Linked DNA regions of Mus musculus: region 1 is linked to region 2. The links are chromatin loops, found by intact Hi-C in ENCODE. Cell type or tissue: left cerebral cortex. All regions are shown on one strand. Each heading gives the region's core, and the rest is flanking DNA. Links, peaks and the distances in the headings are about the cores only.

What was found. Peaks named below come from ENCODE experiments on the same cell type or tissue, not always from the same donor. Only the 100,000 strongest peaks of a DNase experiment are listed, where the experiment ranks them.
Region 1: it touches region 2 in a loop (9-fold over the local background); 2 of 42 quality-filtered maps call a loop at or near these places.

The regions. Positions count from the first base shown.
Region 1 is chr3:58,113,826-58,119,209 of GRCm38, forward strand. Gm40056 (a long non-coding RNA gene) reads left to right here. Exons shown (of 6, transcript XR_003954487.1): 3 at 3,296-4,970. Among named protein-coding and RNA genes, the nearest start is that of Gm40056, 27 kb to the left of the region's middle. In left cerebral cortex, for the core only: no CTCF peak of the experiment used is centred there; DNase peaks (open chromatin) are centred at 1,189, 1,877, 3,247, 3,711 and 2 more places; H3K4me3 peaks cover 235 bases; H3K27ac peaks cover 2,903 bases.
Region 2 is chr3:57,932,109-57,937,492 of GRCm38, forward strand. No RefSeq gene overlaps it. Among named protein-coding and RNA genes, the nearest start is that of Gm32753, 15 kb to the right of the region's middle. In left cerebral cortex, for the core only: no CTCF peak of the experiment used is centred there; DNase peaks (open chromatin) are centred at 3,001, 3,224 and 3,748; H3K27ac peaks cover 346 bases.

The sequences.
Region 1 (5,384 bases), core at 325-5,324, 180 kb after region 2:
CTTCTCACCCTTTAAGGTGAGAGCTGTGGCTTCCTGTCTACAGCAGTCGGAAATCTATAGGATCAATCGTGCTGGCTGAAAAGAAGCAATGGAGGAGACAGCCAAATATGTCATCTCCACTTGGAATTAGTCTCACATTTAATAATATAAAAGAGGAGATTTTTGACCATCCATTTGTTGTTAAGTTGATATTGCTAGGTGGAAGTGATAATCAGCGAGTTAAGCGCTTGCCACATAAGCATGTGCGCTGTGCTTCATCTCCAGAACCCACACACTGCGGCAGCTTGCAATCCCAGTGCTAGGGAAGCTGGGACAGATGGATCCCTGGAGCTTGCTGGCAGCCAGGCAGCCTACTTGATGAGCTGAAGAACATCGAAAGACCATCTGTCCTAGTTAGGGTTTCTATCGCTGAGATAGAACATATGACCAGAGAAACCAGGAAAGGGTTTAATCTCAGCTTACATGCTCTGATTGTGGTCCGCCATGAATGAGAGTTTGAAGACAAATTCAAAGCAGGTACCTAGAGATAGGAAGAGACGCAGAGGCTGTGGAGTTCTACTTACTGACCTTCTCCTCATTGTTTGCTCATATACAACCCTGGATCACCTGTTCAAGGGGAGGGCACCACCCACAGTGGCCTGTCCCCCACTCCCCCCATCAATCATTGAGCAAAAACATTCCCCACAGGCTTACACATAGGCCAATCTGGAGGGAGCATTCTTTCAATGAAAGTTCCCTCTTCTCAGGACTCTAGCTTGTGTCAAGCTAACAGAAAGAAACTAACCAAGACACCCTTTCTCAAAAACAGGACAGAGAGCTTTTAAAGAATGCCCAAGGTTGTCCTCTAGCCTCTACATTTATACACACATATACAGACACACAAATTGGACCTGCCTTTCAGCCTCAGCCCATTGATTCCAAAGGCACCAATCCTGTAAGGCCCTTTGTCACTTCTTGGTCTTGGCCTAAGATCAGGTAAACCATGGTATATTCATGTATGGGGAAAAACATGAAAAATAATCAAATAAGGAATTTCACAAGTATTACTGTTCTAGGTTATTGATATAAAATGTTGCTGCTTCTGCCCAATCTAATCTACTCTTCCTTGTTCCTACTGTGGTTTCTGAAAGCCCCAGTGCTATGCTCCTGGATATCCTTCCACCTTACCTGCCTGCTGGCCGTGGTCCTTGAGTTGCATTTTGCATTCAGAGAGCCTCCAGCACAACCTGCCCTCTATGAACCCTCAGACCTTTGCTGAACCAGAAGAGTCAGTCATGTGGCTTCCCCTTGCATGCCTGAAAATTACTGTCTGAAGATGTGACAGCATTTCTTTCATGGTCTGGTTGTGTTGTCGATTGGTTGTAATGCTATTTGTTTTAATTCGGCTCCCAAAGTCACACATGAGAATTCACACATCTGAGTGTGAGCCACTGAGTGTCCCTGTCCCCAGGTGGCTCTAATTGGTAAATAAAGTTGCCAGTGGCCAATGGCTGGACAGGGAGACAAAGGAGGGAGTTTAGATTTCCTGGGCAAAGAACCATGGGAAGACAACAGTTTAGAATTGCCATGCCAGAGAAACAATAGGATACACCCATGAGAGCTGGGGAAGACAGAGAACCAGCCATGTAAGAATAGGGGGAAAGCAGTCCCCTAATTGAATCTGGAGCAGCAGAGATGAAACACAAATTTTAGTAAGAAATAATTCAGGAATGTCAGAGGGGAGAGTGTGTTAGCCCCAGGAAGGTTTGGAAGTGTCCAACCATTGAACTGCTTAGAGCATATTAAAAATAAGCTAGTGTGTGTGTGTGTGTGTGTGTGTGTGTGTGTGTGTGTGTCTTTCATTTGCAAATCCAGAGCATTTTGGCGGGTGGTGAGAATGCACATGCATCTGCCAGGGAGTTTAAAGTGGGTTGTACTTTTTTTTTCTTAAAGGAGCTGTTTTCCACCTCACCTCTCCAAAGCTCTTAGAAGTGTGGAGACCAAGAAAGCATGTAGATATGCCTCTATAATGCATATGCATATGTCTATCTCACAGTCAGACAGATACAGACACACACATACATATACACAGACACACAAATACATACACACAAACATATACACACAGAGACAGACACACACACATGCGTGGACAACACACACACACACACACACACACACACACACACACACATGCACACCACAATTCCAGAATGGATATTTTCTCAGGAACAAAAAGATAATAATTCTTATCCATTCTTATTTCATTCTTGCTCCAGATCAGATTATTTGAAGATAAAGGTCTACAATGAAGATCAATGTATAGGAAATATATTCAGTAGTGCCCTTGGAATCAACAAAAGTAGATCCACTACCAACCTGATAGCTTCATGCAGCCAACAAGGATGTCTGAAGATAAAGTGACCATTAAAGTGTCCCCAAGCAAGGTCAAAAGGCTGGTCCTCTGCACTCCAGTGGGTCTTTGGATATGGACTAACCCAGGAAAGTCTCAAAGAAGCTGACAGCTGAAGGCTAGCTGCCATCTGCCTTCAGAGCAGCAGAAACAACAAATTCTTCTTTTAGGAGAGATCTAGGGCACATATCACTCAGACCCCTATAAATCTGGTCCTGACTAACTTGTATGTGCATGGGCAGGGCAATTTGCCTCTCTGAGTTTTACATTTATCCTCTAAAACGAGACTGATCGGATTAGGACATTGCTAAGATTTTTTTTTTTTTAACTTCCAAAGTTCTAAACATTTTAAATGAAACTTTAAATAAAATTATATTTCTTACCCTGGTTTTTACCATGTCTACAGTAGATATAGGAGATTACCCTGTATTTTATATATATGGATGGATGTGCATATGATATATAACATATGTAGCGCTTAATGACATACACGTGTAGAGTTCCTTTTGCCTTGGCAGAAGTTTGGCTAAAACACACAAGCAAAAGGGAATATAGGGAATTAGACAAAGGTTCTCGTTCTGATCCTCTCCAAAGAGCTAGGATAGGAAGGTGGCCACACACTCGTCTCTGGGCTATAAATATAAAAATAAGGTTGTTTACTTAAGAATTTAGATGTATAATTATGTCAACCAGTTCTCACTTCCTGGTTGCCATTATGAAGACTCGGTTCAACTGTGGGAATTCTGAGGGGAAAGAGTCTCCTCCTCATTTCTCCCTTCATCAGCCAGCCCACGGGATCTTCCACCTCCTCCCCTGCTGGAGTTTTTCAAGGCTCATGTGGGCATCTGCAACATGGAAACCAGATGGCCGTTTTCTTGAATCTGCTTTGTTCTCCTTCAACAGCCTCTTTACGAAGGCTGCCCAGAAGAGGATGCTCCAGGTCGGCTCAGCTTGCAAAACCAGCAGAATCCGGTTATCTAAGAAGGTGAGATTCCCAAGTGCTAGGGAGAAATGAAGACGAGACAAAACAGATGAAGGTCAGTGTGGGGATTTTAATGAGTCTGTCATGGAGTAAGGATGCCATGTGCTGAAATGTATCTAGACCATGTTCTATGATTATCTGAGTTGTATAAGTAGTTACTCACTTGCAGGAAGCAGGTGATTGGTAGGACAAAGTTTTGATGTCTGTAGACATGGTTATTTTCTAAAGACTTTGAAAGCATGTCTTTATCTCATGGTGAGCATCTCAAGATGGGCCAGCGTGGTTACTTGGTTGCTAAGAGAAAATGGTTAGAGTGGTACACAGGTGGAGAAAAGGGAATGTAGGATTCTGGGGCGAAGAAAGATACAGCAGTCCTTGGTTTTCAAATTCCAGTCTGCAGGCTGGTAACAAGCTGGCAGCTTCCAAATTGCTTGGGGAGCTTGTTGAAAATAGACATTTCTGAAACCTAGCTCCAGAAATTTTAATGTGGTATCAAATTATGCTTGATTCTGATAGTTAGGTTTAGAAATGAAAGGAGTAGTTAATATGTAAGATTTAGAAGACTGGTATGCATCCATTATGTAAATATGTGGTTATTAAGTGTCAGCTGCATGAAAGTTGCCAGGCTTAGTTCTTTGGAAATAACAAACATGTAGGAGATAGTCTGTGATGGTTAATATTTGGTTCCCAGGTTGAGTGGATTGAAAGACATCTAGAGAAGTATTAAAGCACACTTAGGGCTTACGTCGGACAGTGGTTCCAGAGACAGTCGGTATGTGTGTCAGGAAACTGACTTGGGAAGACCTGTTCTGAATGTGCATGACCTCGCCCAGTAAGCTTGAAGCCTAGATCAAACAAAAGGAAAAGCAGAAGCAAGGGCACACAAAACTCATTTTGAGCAGATGCACTTTTGCTATTGCTATGGTCTGTGAACGTTAGATCACAGACTCTTCAGCTTTTGAATGTAGACTCACACCAGCAATTCTCTGGGGAGTTTCCAGGCCTTCAGTTTCAGAATGGGGGCGTATTACTAGTCCTGATTCTTTGATTGAGAAGCTAGTGGTTTCTGTGGATCTCTGCCTATAGCTCCTGTGACTACTCAGCCTCTGGTCTGCTAAGCCAATTAATAAATCCCACCACACATACACACAAACACATATGCACACACACTCACACACACGCACACGCACACGCACACGCACACGCACACACACACACACACACACACACACACACACACACCATGCACACACATGCGCCAGGAGGTGGGTACTTTCTTTTCTCATGAATGTGACACAGTGCCTGACAAGAGCATCATTAACGAAGGAAAGCTTCATCTTGGTGCAGGGTTTCAAGGGTTTCAGTCCACCGCATGGTGGGCAGGGCAAGACAAAGCAGCTCTGTGGCATTGAGAGCTTATGGTGGAAACCATTCTATGGTGGTTCTAATAGGAAAGAGCTAGATGAGAAGGAGCCGAGGATATTATACCCTCAAGGACTTACCATTGGTACCTATTTCTGCTAGCTAAACCCCATCACCTAGAGGATCTACAGCCTTCCCCAGTAGAACCCCCAGCTGGAGACCAAGAGTTCAGACGTGAGTATGTGGGAGAGATAGCAGACTCAAACTATCTACATACTATCGGTTCCTTTTCTCTGGAGCACCCACATATATGCAGCATGTCTCAAATATCTTTGAACAGCAACGGAGGATTCGATAGGTGGGTAGATTAGTGATAGACAGATACATAAATTTTCAGATATCAGTTTATAGCTCATTGGGATATAGAGAAAAATGATGAAGCTGTGATTTCTAGAGAAAATAAGTGGGTGTTTTAAAACATGTAAAGAATGAAAAGGGAAAGAGCTTGCCAGATTTCCTCAGAATAATTCCTGTTTGAGATATCTAAAAGTTGGGGGGTGGGGGATTCAATGCAGTACTTATCACAATGTATGTAAATTTCAATAAAAATGTATGTAAGTGTCAACAAATGATTAGGTATGAATTATA
Region 2 (5,384 bases), core at 184-5,183:
CATATTCTGGATATGGCAACAATGTAAACTAACTGGAACTCTTAGACACTGGAAATTTAAGATAAGCTAAATGTATAATTATAATATAATCCAGAGATTTCACTTGTAGCTATTTACCAAAAAGAAAAAAATAACATATAACATTTACAAAAACTGTTACTTGAATATTGGAAGAGCCGTCTATGTATTTGCCTCTGATTTGAAATAACCCAACATCAGTTTATCAGTTATTGATAGATAAATGAAAGAGAATCAGTATGATTGGATATTAGATTGAATATTAGATGATGATCAAGAATTACAGTATGTGTAAAAGATGGAAGGCCCTGTTTGCATTGTAAAGATCCATCTTCTTCAGCCAGAGGGCAGAAACTGCTGGAAATCAAAATAAATTCAACCATGAGGATGGCAGAAAACAGGAACCTAGCATGGCTTCCCTCTGAGAGGTTCTACCAGCAGCTGACTGAGACAGATGCAGATATTTACAGCCAACCATTGGACTGAGGTCCAGGACCCCTATGGGAGAGTTGAAGGAACTGAAGGGAATTGCAACCCCATGGGAAGTCCAACAATATCAACTAACCAGGACCTTTGGGAGCTCCCAGAGACTAAACCACTAACCAAAAAGCATTCATGGGCTGGTCTGTGGCCCCCTGCACATGTGTAGCAGAGGACTGCCTTGTCTGTCCTCAATGGGAGAGGGTGTACCTAATCCTGTAGAGACTTGATGCCCCAGGGGAGGTGAATAGGAGGTTGAGAGGCTCATGGGTGACTGGGTGTGGGTGAGGGAACATTCTCTCAGAGGAAAGGGGGATGGGAGATGGGCTGAAGAACTCTTGGAGGGGGGACCACCAGGAAGGGGAGCAACATTTGGAATGTAAATAAATAAATTAAAAAAGGGAATTACAGCATGAACATTAATTATCTAGAGATAAATTGAAAAAACTCACAAAGACACTTGACTGAGAAACAAGGGAAATGTACATGAGACAAAAACGGAGAGCACAGAAATCCCAGATGCAGATGAGCTTCTCAGACACAGACTTGGTGTCTAAGAGACAGGCATGACAGACACTCTCTTGGTACACAGTCCCCTTGTTCCTTCTTTTGTCCCACTTTGGTGTTTCTTGGATGCGGTGCCAAGCTGTTCAGGCTAATTGCAAGGCAGGTTTGTGCTAGCACCAATGTTTCTATTTTCAGGAACTTTCTTGGGCCCCTTGAGAACTGTTTCTTCTGTTGGTGCATGGTGGTTCTACCAGCTGGAGTGGGGAGGGTCACATGGTTACTCAGATGCTAAGTCCTTATTCCTACTGTGCTCTCACCCTTTGACAATTTCCTGTGTTCTCATGATGCCACAGAGGTAGTGTCCTATTCAATATCGGAACATACCTTATTTGCCTGAAAAATTAAATTTAACTGAGGTATTTTTCTCTGTAATGTAAGTTTAAGCAAACGTTATATTATTATTATTATTTATTATTATTATTATTATTATTATTATTATTATTATTATTAATTTTATTGTGAAGTTTGACCACAGTAATACTCCAGATTACTTCCCTCAAGGGTCTGCCCACTTTCTTTCCATAGTAATCCTGAGCTGCTGCCCACAATGAAGCTTGTCATTTAGAGTTTAAGTGAAAGTGTGTTTGCATATCCCAGAGTAAAACCTAAACCAGGTTAGCCTGGGGACTGGGGGAGGTGGATGTAGTCCTCTCAAGTTTCAGGCCAGAGAGGGGCATGGAGCCTCCTATCAGGATGTTGGCAGAAAGGGGGGGGGGGCAAGATTTTGAGAGGGAGAACAAGAGAACCAGAGAGTGAGAGAGCCAGAGAATAACACAGTGGGATGTTAAGGAGACAACATTTTTATTCAGCATGTGGAAAGGGGTGACCAGCACAGCACTGAACCAAATCTCCATGGTCTGCTTGGACGGAAGGTGGTCTGGCTGCTGGCGTTTTTATTTCTTCTTTACACGGATTCCAAAAGAACAAGAAGTCTCTTCCCTGGGGGGATCATCGGAATCCCCTAAAGTACATCCCTGGGACGCAAAGTGACCTTTGCTGGTGTTATGAAAAGTGGGAGAAAGGGAGGCTTTAGAAGCTACCAATAAGAAACTGTTGGGTATCTTACCAGAGAAGACTGCTCAGAAGACAGGTTTAAGACAGTAGAAAGCCTTTATTAGCAGGCCAGCAACTACAGTGGGTGGTAAACTATAAGCTTGTCACTTGTAGTTTAAGTGAAATTGTGTTTCCATGTCCCAGAGTGAAACCAAAAACCAGTTAATTGCAGCCCTGAGCCTTTCTCAGGGTGAGGTTTTTAAGAACAAGAAAGAGAGAGAGAGAGAGAGAGAGAGAGAGAGAGAGAGAGAGAGAGAGAGAGAGAGAGAAGGAAGGAAGGAAAAAAGGAAGGAAGGAAGGAAGGAAGGAAGGAAGGAAGGAAGGAAGGAAGGAAGGAAGGAAGGAAAAAAGGAAGGAAGGAAGGAAGGAAGGAAAAAAGGAAGGAAGAAAGGAAGGAAGGAAAAAAGGAAGGAAGAAAGGAAGGAAGGAAAAAAGGAAGAAAGGAAGGAAGGAAAAAAGGAAGGAAGGAAAAAGAAAAAAGGCAAGGGGAAAAAAAGCTAAATGTATCAGAAATATTAACCAGACATCCATGTTGACAAAATGACAAAGTTAAAGACTAAGACAGATTCAGGCTAGACAGATGACACCGACACACAGGTAAGCATCCTTGCTACTCATCTTAGGATGCTGTGATGAAACACTATGACCAAAGCAACTTTGGGAGGGAATGATTTATTTGGCTTGTATTTCCACATTCTAGTTCACCATTGAAGAAAGTCAGGACAGGAATTCAAACAGGGCAGGAACAGATGCAGAGGCCATGGAGGAGTGCTGCTTGCTCTATATAGCTTGATCAGCCTGCTTTTTTATAAAAGCCAGAAAAGCCAGCACAGGGATGGCACCACCCACAACGGGCTAAGGCCTCCCACGTCAATCACTAATTTTAAAATGTCCTACAGGCTTGCCTCGGCTCAATCTTCTGGAGGAATCTTCTCAATTAAGGCTCCCTCCTATCTGATGACTCTATCTTTAATGTGTTTAGGTTGTAAGCATTCTCTGCTCCTTGTTACTGTGCTGTGTGTGGAACTTTTGAGTAGGGGTGAGGAGAGTTAAGAAGAGTCAGTTGTTCTTGTATATCCATAATGCAAACTTAGAAGGATAAGTAGGAAAGCGAGACTTTCTGCTTTAATCTGGTGCACTGTCATGCTTTTAAAAATAACTAGGCAATGCATAGGAGATGAGTGGGCTTCATTTGGCCCAGCAAGGGTTTTCCCCCATCAGTCAGGAGAACATGAATTAATCAGAGCCACTTTCTATAGTCATTTTCCCAAGAGTGTACTTGAGATAAAAAAAAACGAATTGGGGCTTCCATCTTTAGGAAGAAGGGAAACAATTGCACTTATTTATAAAGCAACAAATGACAAAATAAATACAGTTTTGGTTTCTCCTCATATATCACTCAAATAACAAAAGATGCATATTTGTGCAATTTAGTTAGGAAAGAGGCAAAATTGTGATGTAAAAAGCAGGTACCCTGGAGCCAGTGGCATAGGTTCAGTCCTTAGGTCTGCTTCCCACTAGCTACTATTAAGCATCCCTGCCTCAGTTTTCTCACCCGGAAAGTGGACTTAAAAAAACTATATACCTTGATATGGAGATGTGGATCAACTGGTGGGGAACTTGCCTAGCAGGCAGAAAACTCTTGGTTTGATCCCCGGCACTGCACACTCTGGGCATCATGGAACACATTCATAATCCAGGGCCTCGACCTCAGCCAAGAGTGCCTGCAGTCTGCTCTCCGATCAGGTCAAGCTTGATGCTGCCCCAGGGCTTGATACATGCTGTCCATCACTTTACCTTGTATATTCCCACGGCATCTCCTCTGGCAGGTGTGGCTGCAATTATCTCTCTAGAGAGATCTCCCCTAATAATCCACACATCACCATTGTATCACCGTGTTTCATTTTCTTCCTATGATTTATGAATGTCTAAAAGTTATCATTATTGTTTCCTTTTTTGCCTGGCATTTTCTTGCCACTCACATATGTCCTCCAGGAAAGCAGTAGTGCTGGCTTATTTTTCTTGTCTCCCAATGCATTCCCTGCTTCTAGAATGTTCTAGTAGAACAGAGGAGCTGAGGGAACACTGAATACACAAAGGAAGAAAAAGAGCTGCCCGTTGTCTTCTGTCTACTTGGCTGTTGTGAATATACTATATTGTGGTTTTAATATAGCATATTGATAAGTATGATTAGTTGAGAACATGTTTCTCAAATGTTATTTCAGGCTTATATAGTTTTCTGGTGTGACAAAATACCTGGCAAAGAAATTTAAGGAGGAAAGTGTTTATTTGGGGGTCACAGTTTGAGGATACAGTCTATCAGAGTGAGGACATCATGAAGAGGAAATTGTGCCAACAGTAGCATGTAACCTCCAGTTACATTGCATCTGCGCGTTTGCAGGAGGCAGAGGGTAATGAATAATGATGATTGACACACATTCTTGCATTTAATCAGCCCAGGACACTAGCCCATGGAACTGCACTGCCCCAACTTGGGTGCCTCTTCTCACTCCAGTTTATAAGTCTGTAAACTTATAAGGTATGCCTCATAGGAGATTCTAGATCATGGCAGCTTGACAATCAATACTACAGCATTGTAAGTCCTTTTACAAATCTCATCTCATTTGGTCATCACAACACAGGTCAAGTTGTAGATAAGGTAACTGTTTTACTGATGTAAATGGAGCTCAGGGAATTTCAGTTGGGCTCAAACCTGAGTTAAGCTAACTTGCGAGTAAACAGCCTAAGATTTATGGCACCATTTATTTCGAGTGCTCAATGTCAGTAAATACACTTTTGGAAAACTTACCAGATTTTAAGAGCTCAAAACAGGGCTCAATTTTTGTATAAATAATGAAGCAGTCAGTTGAAAGGACATATAATTGCATTGATTTCTAAATATTCAGGCAAACCTGATCATCTTACTCCTTTAGGTTTTGATTTGCTTGCTGTGTCTGCTAGAGCTCAAGAAGAAAAGAGAACCAGAATGTTCTATGAAGAAAAAGAAGTGCTGGCTCAGGCCTAAGTGCTCGGGAAGGTCAGATGTAACAATTTTGGCTCAGTCTTGGGATGTGAGATTGGGATTTCTCAATTTAGATTTTGAATTATGATCTTAGCAAGAATTGAAACTGGGTGTGGTGGTGCGTGTTTATAATTATAACACTTGAGAGATAAGAGCAGGAGGGTTATGAGTTCAAAGCCAGCCTATGCTAAGTGAGACACTCTCTCAAAAACAGAAACAGATGGAAACAGGACCTGTATAATTA